Regions from separate parts of the Homo sapiens genome. Here region 2 is linked to region 1. A link is an interaction called in ENCODE POLR2A ChIA-PET data of the cell type or tissue named here. Cell type or tissue: A673. All regions are shown on one strand.

The links. Peaks named below come from ENCODE experiments on the same cell type or tissue, not always from the same donor. Only the 100,000 strongest peaks of a DNase experiment are listed, where the experiment ranks them.
Region 2: POLR2A ChIA-PET joins it to region 1 with 5 read pairs; 3 of 35 experiments call an interaction of 5 or more read pairs at or near these places.

What each region holds. Positions count from the first base shown.
Region 1 is chr4:105,387,571-105,390,070 of GRCh38, reverse strand. All of the region lies in intron 9 of PPA2 (inorganic pyrophosphatase 2), which reads left to right. Among named protein-coding and RNA genes, the nearest start is that of TET2-AS1, 36 kb to the right of the region's middle. In A673, no CTCF peak of the experiment used is centred here; no DNase peak of the experiment used is centred here.
Region 2 is chr4:105,245,465-105,247,964 of GRCh38, reverse strand. The region is part of intron 6 of TET2 (tet methylcytosine dioxygenase 2); the gene reads right to left. The region is part of intron 2 of TET2-AS1 (TET2 antisense RNA 1); the gene reads left to right. Among named protein-coding and RNA genes, the nearest start is that of TET2, 100 kb to the right of the region's middle. In A673, no CTCF peak of the experiment used is centred here; a DNase peak (open chromatin) is centred at 1,084; H3K27ac peaks cover 902 bases.

The DNA.
Region 1 (2,500 bases):
GGGAATCATTTCCCCATTGCTTGTTTTCATCTGGTTTGTTGAGGCTCAGATTGTTGTAGATGTGTGGTGTTATTTCTGGGGTTCCATTGATCTATATGTCTGTTTTGGCACCAGTAATCTGGTACTTTTTTATGTATTGATAGCCTCAGTTGTTTTGGCTTTGTGTACATTTATTCCAAGGTCACTTCCTTCTATAAACTCTGGAGGTTATGGTCTAAAATTATTGTCATTCTGATCTCTTTAAATTTTCTCTTTGCCTTTTTCTTGACTACTTTGATTTAGAATGAAAAGCCTTGACAAATCTTTATCCTGAACACTGTCTTTGAGGATTCTCATAAGTGTGGGCCATTGTTTGATTTGAAATTTACTTGAAGAAAATGGTTTCCCTTCACAAAACACTATTATCTGTCTAGTAATATACTTTATTATTTTTATATGTAATTTGGGCTTGTTGTACACAGCATTTTTGGTTTTACTGATTTTTTGCTCTAATGTCATCTGCTTGTTTTGGTCAACAAGGTTGTATATAGGTCATGTAACATTTATACAATTAGAATATAATATTTAATATCTTAGTATAAAAAGGAAAGCAGTGCATTCTTTTTAGTTTTTTTTTTTTTTTTTAAGTTTCGTTTATAGTGGGCACTAACAGCTTAGTCATCCCTCCTTTAAATGATTATACTGCTTTTCCCCTGGCAGGTCGTAGTAATAGTTTGAGAAGTAAAAAGAATCTTAAAGATTAAAAGTTCCTTGGGGCCTCCATGATTCAATATTGTGTCTCCAGCGTCTAGAAGAGTCCCTGACACATAGTGTGATTTTTTGATTTGGCAAATAAATATGAATCAATGTTAAACAACTATTTTTACATGAAGGCCAGTTCAGAAAAAATAAAAATATTTCTTGGTATCATGCCTTTTATTACACTTTTAAACATTCAAAGTACAAATAACTATTAAATCCAAGAGAGGATAAAGTACATTTAGGTATGTACACACACATATTTACATACATATATGTTCTTACAACCTAGATTACATATATTATTGACTAAAAGGACATCATTGAGGATGTTGGCACTGTTTTTAGCTGATAGAAGAGCCTATTTGATAAATAGAAGGAACTTTGTAATCTTTCATCCTATGTATCGGTTTATCTTACAAGAATCTCCTAAGTTCATTTGTATGTGCTTGCCATTTCATTTTTCATTCTTAAAACAGCTAATTTTTTTTTTTTTCTTTTTTTTTTGGAGACGTTGCCTTGCTCTGTCACCCAAGCTGGAGTGCAGTGGCGCCATCTCGGCTCACTGCAACCTCCACCACCCAGGTTCAAGTGATTCCCCTGCCTTGGCCTCCCAAGGAGCTGGGATTACAAGTGTGTGCCACCATGCCTGGCTAATTTTTGTATTTATAATAGAGATGGGGTTTCACCATGCTAGCCAGGCTGGTCTCAAACTCCTGACCTCAGGTAATCTGCCCACCTTGGCCTCCCAAAGTGCTGGGATTACTGGCGTGAGCCACTGCACCCAACCGCTCATACATTTTTTAAGGTGAAAAAATAGCAGAGTCAATTTACTTTCCCAAGATATCCACTACTGGTTACTTGTCAAGACATTTTATCAGAGATATTTTTAAATTTTTTTAATTTTTAAAATTAAAATAAAATTTTAAATATTTTTAAATTTTACCGTGCTGGCTTAAATATTGTCATTCTTTTCTAATATTCCTATTCATAGTTTCATTTTGTTGTAAGAGTAGGGGATTACTTTAGAAGTAGGGTTATCAGATTTAACAGATGAAAAATACAGGACACCAGTTAAATCACTTTTTCTTCTATTTAAATATTTCAGAATAACAAATATTATTCCATGTAAGTGTGTGTGTCTCTTTCAATATTTGGGACATACTTATTCTAACAAATAGTTTGTTGCTTATTTGAAATTCAAATGTAATTGGTTGTTATGTATTTTATATGGCAACTATATCTAGAAAAGACCTCCCCACCCCCGCCCCCTGTTCTCTCACCTTCATTTTTCCAGAATTTCCAAGGAATGTTTTACTTTGGTTTAGTTATAATGTTAAAAGCATTGTTGTATGCATTGTAATTAGTACTTTGTATATCGTAGTTTCTTCACAGGACCAGCACTTTTTTGCAGTGTCTAATTTTTTGCCTGGTTCTTTTTAAATTCATTTTTGACAGTCATCAAGGAAACATCTAACTTACAGGGCTCTGCCTTTTTCAATTGTCAGCTTGTTTAAACATGAGCTGTAGAAAAGACAAAAAACTGTCTTTTTTTTCCCCCTCAACTTTTAAGTTCAGGGGTACATGTGCAGGATGTGGAGTTTTGTTACGTAAGTAAACGTGTGCTATAGTGGCAAAAAAAACTTAGTCTTAAAGATGTTACTGCTAACTTTCATCAGATTCTATTCATGCCAAGAATGAAAATGAATCCCACATTATGAGTCTGGATAGAAACCAAAATGACCACTTATTATAATCGCTG
Region 2 (2,500 bases), 140 kb after region 1:
GGATCACTTGAGGCCAGGAGTTCCAGACCAGCCTGGCCAACATGGCGAAACCCCGTCTCTACTAAAAGTACAAAAATCAGCAGGATGAGGTGGCACATGCTTGCAGTCCCAGTTACTCAGGAGGCTGAGGCATGAGAATAGCTTGAACCTGGGAGGTGGAGGTTGCAGTGAGCTGAGATTGGGCCACTGCACTCCAGCCTAAGCGACAGAGCGAGAGCCTGTCTCAAAAAAAAAAAAAAAAAAAAAAAAAGAAAAGAAAAAGAACCAGTCAAACTACCAGTCCACAGAAGATACTGGGGATAGAGGAATAGGTTAAAGTAAACAAAAGAACCAAGATGAAATCGGCCAAATCCAGAATGTGGGGAATTTTACAGAGAAAATCACAGTTTCTTTAAAAAACAAATTCAAATTCATAAAGAAAGGGGAAGGGCTATTATAAATAAAAAGAGGCTTGTGAATCACAGAATTTATCTTCTAAATGGAGAGAATTTTATGAGAGGAAGTTTTATTTAATAGCTATCCCAGACAATGGACATGAACTGGGATCACACTACTCAGAAGTGTCAATCATGTGGAAGGGCTTTCTTTTTCTCATTATCATTTTTGTTTATGTGTGTGTTTTCTGAAATAGAATCTAATCAGATAATTTGAACAAACACAGTCTAAATATTAAATGATAAAGTCTTTACCTGTTAGAAATACATCCTGAAATGTTAACAGGTAAGATGGTAAGTTATCTGTCTTCTGCTTTCAAACACTAGTGGGAGTGGATGTGGGAAAAATATATGAAAAAATATTGATAAAATGTTGATAAATATTGATGCTGTGTGATGGGTCCATGGAATTCATTATATTGCACTTTTCCTTTTATGTTTGACAATTTTTATAATATAAAGTTCCTTGAAATGTTTAACATCACCCACCATGGCAGAAGGCATTTCTGGCTTTGATTTCCTTATGATGACAGATACACTCCCACAACTCTTACTTGCCAAAAAAATACTGGTTAGACTTAGTCATAAAATGGAAATCTCAAAGGGAAATCTTTAAAGAAGAAACAGCTGGTTTGGCTCAAAGGAAATGTAAAAATCAGTTTTTACTTTCCTACTGAAAGATGCACTCAGAGTTCTTTTCTGAACTCACAGTGGGTGGTTTGGAGCATGTGGACACAGGGATTTGTAAGAACTCAGTGATGAGGTTCACACAGCTTTGAACATAAAACTGAGTCCGCAGCCCCAATTTGAGATTATTCTATTCTCTGTTCTTGGCAAAAAGTTGTAATTTTCATTTCTGCCAGCCATAAAATAAAATCTATTTATGGGGTAGAAGAAACTTCAAAAGCTATTTCTGAGTAAAGTCTGTATTGACATTGGATACGTGTCTATTTTAATCATGTATTTAAGTATTAAAATTTTTTATTTTGGAGAATTGCTCTAAGTATGCATAAGCATAGCTTAAGCATTATCTAAATGATTATTCATCTTTACCTTGAAACTAGACAAAAAGCAAAAGTGTACAGCTGTGCTTTTAAATTGTCTTCATATTTGAAGCATGTCTTTTAATAGTTTTGTATCTGCCTGACATTTAGAGCAGTTAAACTAACAAACTACAAGCTTTCTGAGACTCTGGTCCAACTATTTTTCATGGTTTTCAAATGCAAAATAATAAAAGTTCTTCATGTAATTTTTTATATGTCAGATTCCATTTCAGGCATTGGCATTTATAAGAATTATGGAAAAGCTGGCTGGGCATGGTGGCCTACACCTGTAATCCCAGCACTTTGGGAGGCCAGGGTGGGTGGGTTACCTGAAGCCAGGAGTTCGAGATCAATCTGGCCAACATGGTGAAACCCTGTCTCTACTAAAAATACAAAAATGAGCCGGGTGGGTGCCTGTAATTCTAGCTACTCGGGAGGCTGTGGCATGAGAATCACTTGAACCCGGGAGGTGGAGGTTGTGGTGAGCTGAGAAAAATATTAGAGATCTATGTTAATGAAAATTAAATTCATTACAATGAATGAAATATAGTTTCCAGGAAACTTCAAGAAAATCAAACATTTTGCAATAGGACTATTTTTGAAAAGAAATTTTAAAACTATCATTTTCACAAGAGGTTCTTCAGTGATTTAGAATCTCAAACCGTCAAGTCTAAGAGATATTATGCTTTAAAGACAATGCAGTATTACTGAGTTCTTGAAAGAAATGCTATTACCAATATGAGCACAAGTTGCCTTAATTTTTAATTTTTTTTCTAATTAAAGGCACCTACATACATTTTTAAAAATTTTTCTTCAGAAAGAGCAAGAGGAGTCAGGGTAGATTAAAAAAATATTTCAGGCTGGGCACAGTGGCTCATGCCTGTAATCCCAGCACTCTGGGAGGCCGAGGCGGGCGGATCACCCGAGGTCAGGAGTTCCAGACCAGCCTGATCAACATGGAGAAACCCTGTCTCTACTAAAAATACAAAATTAGCTGGGTGTGGTAGTGCATGCCTGTAATCC